2 separate regions of the Mus musculus genome follow, and region 1 is linked to region 2. A link is a loop called in an ENCODE intact Hi-C map of the cell type or tissue named here. Cell type or tissue: left cerebral cortex. All regions are shown on one strand. Each heading gives the region's core, and the rest is flanking DNA. Links, peaks and the distances in the headings are about the cores only.

The links. Peaks named below come from ENCODE experiments on the same cell type or tissue, not always from the same donor. Only the 100,000 strongest peaks of a DNase experiment are listed, where the experiment ranks them.
Region 1: a loop joins it to region 2, with 5 times the contacts of the local background. A loop is called at or near these places in 1 of 42 quality-filtered maps.

The regions. Positions count from the first base shown.
Region 1 is chr5:5,709,584-5,713,981 of GRCm38, reverse strand. It overlaps Gm40262 (a long non-coding RNA gene), which reads right to left. Exons shown (of 3, transcript XR_868231.3): 2 at 1-349. Among named protein-coding and RNA genes, the nearest start is that of Steap2, 18 kb to the right of the region's middle. In left cerebral cortex, for the core only: no CTCF peak of the experiment used is centred there; a DNase peak (open chromatin) is centred at 2,738.
Region 2 is chr5:5,647,230-5,651,627 of GRCm38, reverse strand. Cfap69 (cilia and flagella associated protein 69) reads left to right here. Exons shown (of 23, transcript NM_172447.2): 3 at 1,773-1,838. Among named protein-coding and RNA genes, the nearest start is that of Cfap69, 15 kb to the left of the region's middle. In left cerebral cortex, for the core only: no CTCF peak of the experiment used is centred there; a DNase peak (open chromatin) is centred at 2,573.

The sequences.
Region 1 (4,398 bases), core at 258-4,257, 62 kb before region 2:
AAGCTGTGTACAAAGTAATGAGCAGTGTAAACCGTTAAACCTCGGAAGATGCGTAAGACTTAGCAGTCCACGTGAGCGAAGGCCAAACAGGAAAAGGAAGGTTTCTCAAAGTTGGCTATCCGTGAGAGAGTCAAACTAAAATCTGTGGATGGATGTCTGGGGCGTTCGCTCGAGTGCCTGCCTAAGATGCAGTGCGCCTTGAGCTCGATCCCTAGCTCCACAGAAACCATAAACTGGATATTGCAGTGCATGTCTGTAATCTCCTCACACAGGAAGTGGAGGCAGGAGGCATCAGAAATTGAAGATCGTTCTCTGCTTGGGTTCATGGTGAGTGAGGCCATCTCGGTATCTATAAGATACAAATAACAAAACCAAAACATTGCTGGAAGCAAGAAATACTGTATGGGGCCAGCTTGAGTTACCTAGTGAGGTCCTGTTTCAGAGGGAGGGAGGGAGAGAGGGAGGGAGGCGGGAAAGAGACAGAGAGGAAGCTTACAAAACAAAAAAGTCACTCTTCTCTCTTCATTATGGAAAACAGTGATTACGATAAAATTATGACAGGTAACATTAGGATATGATTGAACTATCACTGTTTTAATCGAAATATCACGGCCGGGCGTGGTGGCACACGCCTTTAATCCCAGCACACGGGAGGCAGAGGCAGGCAGGCAGAGACAGGTGGATTTCTGAGTTCGAGGCCAGCCTGGTCTAAAAAGTAAGTTCCAGGACAGCCAGGGCTATACAAAGAAACCTTGTCTCAAAAAACGAAAAAAAAAAATTACTTAAATTTCACAAAGGTAATTTGTAAGTAGATCTTGATAGATGACAATAAACAGAAATAAATCTCTTTGACGTTCATCAGTAATTCTCAAGAGTGTACAGAAGTTCTGAGGCATAGAACAGGGACGGGGCTGGGAGACTGGACGGCACTGGCAAGCGGCTCTCCCTGCTTCTGTTTGTACTGCTGCTACTTGTAATTAATCTGTAAAGGTTTTTATTTTTGAAAACACTTTACTTACACATGAGTCTTTATGTATAGATACACACACACATATGTATACATACATGTGTATATTTCATGGCGTAAATTATTTTTATTTTCTATAGTTTTAGGTTATGAGGTTTTACTCTTTATATCAAATGTATACATTATCTCTTTTTTCTAGTTTATATTCCTATATATCTTAATACATGTATCATTACTTTAAAATTGTAGATATTCTCTTATATTTTATTCATTAAAGATATTTGTCTGTTTTTCTTTTATTTTTTCTTGCATTTTGGGGGGGGACAGTTAAGATAAAATTTTATTTTTCATAAATCAACATAGGGCCAGACGTGGTGGCTCATGCCTTTAATCCCAGCACTTGAGAGGCAGAGTCAGGTGGATTTCTGAGTTCAAGGCCAGCCTGGTCTACAAAGTGAGTTCCAGGACAGCCAGGGCTATACAGAGAAACCCCGTCTCGAAAAAAACAAAAACCAAAAACCAAAAACATAAATCAACATAATTCTTTCTCCCACTGATATACAAGACCTGCTGAGACCATAACAAATACACACACACACACACACACACTGAGAGAGAGAGAGAGAGAGAGAGAGAGAGAGAGAGAGAGAGAGAGAGAGAGAGAGCAATTGTAATGCTGTGTATCCTGTTCCTTTCCTGTCTAATCCTGTGCTGTACAATTCTTGTAGCTGCGTCATTATCCCTGATATCTGGAAGGGCAAATCATTCACTATAGTTCCTCTTTCCAGAGATGCCAATTCTAGTCTTGATGTCATGATTTTTCATACCTATTATAGAACAAATGAATCCAGTCCCAATATAAAAGTTCCCATAAGACTTTGATTGAAACTGGACTGCAATAATACAGTTATTGGATAATTGCATGATCATAATACCCACAAATCCTCTAATGTTTTCTAGCAGAGCTTATACTATCTTCATATAGAGCTAACATATCTTTCATTAGACTTACTGTTGGGTGCCTGTGCGGCGGTGACAAGTAATATCTTTCCTATTAGTAAGCTGCTCTTTGCTGCTATACAGATACACAACTGATTTCTCCTTATTAAATGTCCCAGCTCTTCTGCAGGCCCTTGAGTTTTCTTCATAAAACCATTTCCTCTAAGAATAACACCAATTTTATTTTCTTTCATTCAATTATTATATTTTTAAATGTTTTCTTTACTACAAGTACAATCTTTAACATTTAAGGTGTTCAAGAATATTCTTGTCCCAGAACTTACTTTGGGCTATATTTTCAACTTTGGGAATGTGAGGTGTGCTGTAAGGTTTTTCTCAAACTGACAGTGCACTTTAAAAAGCCCCCTTTAGGGCAGACCCTGCATATCCCAAGCTGAGGGATCTCAGGGACACAGAGTGGGGATCCGGTATTGATACCGTGGCAGAACCAGAAGCCTCGAACCAGACCAATGACTCACTGTAATGAAGATTTGCTAGTAAAGATGTGGAGACAAAGGGTGTACTGTGGGACACACTACAGCTTCCACAGTGAGATTTTTGTCTGTCTGATTTGTTTTTATTGTTTACTTGTTTGTTTGTTTGTTTGTTTGTTTTTCTTTCGGCAAGAAAGGTGGCAAGAGTGGAGTATGATTTGAAGGAACGGGGAGATGAGTAGGATTGAGTTGCATGATGTGAATTCACAAAGACTCAGTGAAGAAATAGATAAGCCTACTCCCTTTATTTTTAGCTTGTTCTTTCCTTCATAAGTGAAAACACGCCGACAGCCTTTTCTACATCTACTGAGAGGATCATATGGTCTCCTCTGTAAACTGCTAACTGAGAAGAGTTACATTAACATAGTCTCTGGTGTTAAAGTCATTTAGCATTCTGAGTAATAAACTTGACAATAATGTTTCATTGCTGCTTTCAGCTTGTTGGGTTTTTAAATTAAATTAAATTAAATTAAATTAGTTGATGTTCCAAAACATGATTGTACTGTTGCTGTCTTAGCTCACAGTGAGTTCAAAAGGACTCACACTTACTTCCTGAAAATCTGTATTCTGTCAGACAGACTGGTCAGTGTTTGACTATTTCAATAGTTGGACTACTAGCTAAACAGTCAGTTTATTTGCTGATTGTAAAATTGTTCAGTTTATTGTTTACCTCTTCAGACAGATATATTTAGTATGTTAGTTTTCGATGTTACCCATGCATTAAAGCTTTCAAAATCAGTCCCAGAATTATTTAGGTTGGAGAGATAGCTCAAGAGATAGTGTTTGCCCTGTGAGTGTGAAGGCCAGAATTCAGATCCCTGCACCCACAAGAAGCCAGACACGGTGGTGTGTGCCTGTAACGCTGATTGAATGCTGTGGAAGGGAGGTCAGAGGATCCTTGGGAGGATCAATAACCAGCCAGACAAACAGCAATCTCCAGGCTTAGAGAGAGACCCCATTGCAAAAACTAAGGAGGAGCAGAAGGCGTGCTAATGCCTTTAATACAAGATCACCCCTCACACCGCCCACACTGAAAGACTTTTCCAAGACTTTTTAAAATCTACATTTATAGACTTCTTTAATGGCTTTGAAAAAGTAACAAAAGTAAAATTAATTGTTTATTATTTTAAGATACAATATGAATCTATTTAACTAACTGACACCCTATAATATGTGGCTATTAATGATTTCCATAAAATGGTACACTTGGTGATGTGACATGTTTCAGGTGTTAAGATAACAGGGCCCATTGTATGCAGAGAATATTAAAATGTCTTGGCAATATGATTAGTTGGTAATAAAAATAAGAACAAGAGAAATGTCCTTCGGAGCATCTTCCAGTCAATGTCAGACATTTCTAACACAGGCTCAGATGCAGATTTTAAAGAGGTCCTTTAAATACTAAAACTCTTTTAGTATTTAAAGATGATGGTTTATCTTGAGGAAGAAATACTATGGGCTGGAGAGATGGTTCAGTGATTAAGAGCACTGACTGCTTTTCCAGAGGTCCTGAGTTCAATTCCCAGCAACCACATGGGGCTCACAACCGTCTGTAATGTGATCCAGTGCTGTCTTCTGGTGTGTTTGCAGAGAGAGAGACAGTGTATCCACATAAAATAAATAAATAAATCTTTTTTTAAAAAAAAAGAAAGAAAGAAATACTAGATTGCTCAGAATGAATAGATAGAGCTGGGTGTGGTGGCGCACGCCTTTAATCCCAGCACTCAGGAGGCAGAGGCAGGCAGATTTCTGAGTTCGAGGCCAGCCTGGTCTACAAAGTGAGTTCCAGGACAGCTAGGGCTATACAGAGAAACCCTGTCTGGAAAAACAAAAACAAACAAACAAACAAACAAAAAACCAGAATGAATAGATAGAAGAAAGATGTAGAAAGTCTATAAGCAGCATTTGTCTCGATATCTCTACTACAGTTATAAAATT
Region 2 (4,398 bases), core at 316-4,315:
TGTTGTGGGTGACATTATGTGTAAGTGATTCTCTCCTTTTGGTTTTGCTGTGAGATGATTAATTTCTTGTTTTTTCTTTTGTGTAGGTACCCTCCTTGTGTTGGAGTTTTTCTTCTAGAATCCTCTGTAGGACTGGATTGGTGGATAGATACTATTTAAATTTGGTTTTGTTGTGGGGTATTTTGGTTTCCCCACCTATGATGATTGAGAGTTTTTCAAGTTATAGTTGCCTAGGCTGGCATTTGTGTTCTCGAAGGTCTGCATGAGCTCTTTCCAGGTTCTTCTGTCTTTCAGGGCCTCTGATGAGAAGTCTGGTGTAATTCTGATAGGTCTGCTTTTATATGTTGCTTGGCCTTTTTCCCTTACAGCTTTTAATAGTCTTTCTTTGTTCTGTACAATTAGTGTTTTGATTATTATGTGACCAGAGGATTTTTCTATTTTGGTTCAATCTATTTGGTGTTCTATAGGCTTTTTGTACATTTATGACCATCTTTCTTTAGGTTGAGAAAGTTTTCTTCTACAATTTTGTTGAAGATATTTCTGGTCCTTCAGCTGGGAATCTTTACTCTCTTCAATTCCTATTATTCTTAGATTTGGTCTTTTCGTTGTGTCCTGAATTTCCTGGACACTTTGTGTTAGTGTTTTATGTTTTAAATTGTCTTTGACCATTGTGCCAATATCCTCTAAGTTATCTTCTGCGCCCGAGATTCTCTCTTCTATCTCTTGTATTCTGTGGTTGATGCTTGCATCTTTAGTTCCTGACCCCTTTCCTTAAGTTTCCCATTTTCTGGGTTGCCTCCATTTGTGTTTTCTTTATTGTTTCTACTTCCTATTTTAGGTCTTAGATTGTTTTGTCCAATTCCTTCACCTGTTTGATTTCCTGTATTTTTTTAAGGAATTTATTTGTTTCCTCTTTAAGGGGTTCTATCTCTTTACCTGTGTTTTCTTGTATTTCTTTCATTGAGGTATTTATATCCTCCATAAAGGACTCTATTATCTTCATGAGTCAGCATCCTGGTTTGCAAGTGTGTTCAGAGATTTTTGTGGTGGGAGAACTGGGTTCTGATGGTGCCAAAGTATATTGGCTTCTCTTGCTTAGGGTCTTGTGTTTGCCTCTTGGCATCTGGTTATCTCTGGTAGTAAATCAACTGGCCTAGGTGTGTCTGTCTGGAGCCTGCCTCTTGTGTCCCTTGGTTGCTGCAAGTCTCCTGGGAGCTCTGTGGCCCTGATTGTAGCAGATTTCCCGGGAGGCCTTTAGAATGTGGGGTCTTCAGAGGGGCAGACAAGCTGATGTTCTATTGCCCTGGGTACAGCAGATCTCCTGGGAGGCCTTCAGACTATGGGATCTGTTGCCCTGGGTAGAGCTGATCTCCTGGGAGGTCTTCAGACTGTGAGGTCTGTTGCCCTGGGTACAGCAGATCTCCTGGGAAGCCTTCAGACTGTGGGGTCTTCAGAGGGGCAGACAAGCTGATGATCTGTCCTGCTGGGAAGGGAGGTGGAGTTCAAGTGGAGGGGATGGGTCTCAAGCCCATTTGGCTCCTCAGGGGTGTTCCAGCTGCTGTGGCTATTTGGGTGGGTCCCTTACCTGTTGCCCTGGGTGCAGCAGATCTCCTGGAGGCCTTCAGACTATGGGGTCTTCAGAGGAGCAGACAAGCTGATGATTTGCCCTCACAGAAGGCACAGGGAGCTTGGTTTTTTATACACTAAATAAATTTTTCAAAAATCTTAGCTAACTTAATAGCACAAAAGAACTAACAGAACATTTGTTTTAGGATGTCTCAGAAGAAAAACAACTTAATTATATCAAGAAACTGATACACTGCTATCAGAATGGATTTGTATCCTTTATATATGTGGGTGTGTTCATTTCATTACTCTGGAAACACTAAAAAATTACACTAGATCCCTTCCTATGGTGGTAGTAACAAGGACTCACAAGCCATGTAAGTTTATTACCTGTTTGTTTGTAAGGATCAGAGAAGGGATCCCCATCTGGAACTGACAGGAAAGTGGGAAGCCCATGTCTAAAGAGGTCATAGATCTCAGAGGGTATGTAATTACTACTGTCCTGTTGAACAGGTGAAATCTTCTTGTTAAACTGCCTTTTAAACATTTATACCTATAGATGGCTACTGTTGTCAGTCTCAATCAGGACGGAATACTTTCTCTTTGCAGTGGGTGTTGTTCTTGAGACTCATAAAAATATTAAACTTTTGAGATGACTTGACTATTGCTCAGGCATAGTTGCTCAATACTCTGCCACAGAGGAAGGAGACTAATGAAGCATCTATATCACCCCTTCCAAGGCTTGTGGGGAAATGCAGAGGAGAGCAGAAGAAATGTGGGAGCTGGAGCTGGGGGAGGGGCCGCAGGGTTGCATAGGCTTTCCTTCTCATTGACGTATTCTTTCCTGGAGAAAGGACAGAGGTGCCTAAGGCTCAGGAAGTAAGCAAAACTCAGAACGTTTAGAAAGCAGAAACTCACAAGATTCATGTACTCACTCTCCAAGATTATATTAGATACACAACTGCCGAGAAGAGGAAACTCTCCAACTGGAAAGCTGCCTACACACTGTGTGAGAAACTCCAGGGATACAGATTCTATGAGTCATGACTCAAGATAAAGTATGCATTTCAGTGCTGCAGCTGCCTTTGAGTCATCTATACTCCTGTTAAGAAACTGCTCATATGTAATTGTGCAAGTAGTCACAACAAACTCACTGGTTAAGCTAGACTACGTAGAACTGTACCTGTAATCTGTTAGCAGTTCCCTATCTGAAGTAAACAAATCTGTGTACATCTCCTAGGAAAAGTCTCATAACAGCTTCCTGGGAAGTGATACTTCATCACTTTGTAAAGTTATACAACTTCTAAAGCCAGCCTATTAAAAAGGCATTCAGAAGTAGAGCTGCTTGCTACCAACTCTCTAAACCTAAGGAAAACCAATGTGTTGTGGATTTTCCCTTCATCTCTATTATAGGTCGGACCTGAGGGGAATCATGGATCACTTCTGATTGGTTCTTGTCCTCCTCGGTGCTGGATTCTTCCAAGCTCTAGGCTTCTGGACCCCATGAAGGGCTTTCCAGCACAGCTCTCTTTCCCTTCCATCTCCTTATCATGACTTATACATCCTGGTTGAATCCTGTCATTTGCAGCTGCTTAGAATGAGTGCGGTGGGAATTACTCACCATATCAAAAGCTAACACGGAAGGTGACAGTTTTCTGTCCTGTCCCATTGTAATTCCTCCTTAAAACAAGACTTTCCTCTAATCAGCCATGTATGCCTCTTTTACATATCTTATTATATATAGCAGTGGGCATACAGAGGTCACCACAGCTTGCCAACTGTCTCCTGGGGGACTGCCATACAGTCTCTAGTCTTTGAACTGTTATTAGAGTGTCTACATAGTCACACTTTGAATTCCAGTCACCAAGAGAATCCCCATTCCCATATCACATAAAAGAAGATGACCAAACTGGGATTCCCCAGAGATATTCCATTTTGAGACATCTCAACCTTGTCTGCATGCCCTGTCACCCATATTGGAGTATGGAGCCACCACTGAAGCAAGGAGGCACGCCACCTCTTACCACAGGGAGAAAAGAACCCCTGTTGGGATTGTCCCCTGAGCTCTGCCTTCAAACTGATCAGTCATAGATGCATGTCTCATCACACACTGCAACTCTTCTTTGCTTCTGTCTGTCCCTCTTCAGACACCAAGTATGTTATGTAATTTTTCCTGGGGAGACATGAACAGAACCTATTTAACTCTGATAAGGCACAGATGAAAAAAACAAGTTAACAGTTCTACCCAAGTCTAAGTTAGCAAAATATTGACTTTATTGGCAAAACTTACAGGAACATGGATGACTCAGAGAAAGATGCATCACTAAACAGCACTCTCCATTGTTAATAGCAAGGAGAGCTCACAAAGCTACATCCTTGAAACTTGTATCCAGCTCCCTAGTCGTAAATGTCAGCTTTCCAAGACTTGTAAGGTTTACTTCCTGAGTCACATGAGCCTCCTCTCCTTATAGGAATGGATGCTTCCGTTTAGAGGGAGTTGAAGGAGGTCCCCTCCCTGACCAAGAAGCTCCTGATGCACAGCTAGAGACAATAGGATTCAGTCTGGGGCCTGCAGTCATAAGAAGAATGATGTCTTAGCCATCAAACAAAACTCAACGATATCTAGATTTGTATTAATCATGTCTTTTAAACAGGCAAAATAAAACATGTTATTATTTGAAGCTCTAGAAGTACATTTTGCTTTTATGTCAGCTTTAAGTGAAATAAAAATCTCAAACAATTTTAATGCTAATTAGAAGAAAATGCTTCTGAAAAAATAAAGTACTTCATTAAAATAGGATTTAAGCTGTATATGTTTGTGTTCTGGTTGAT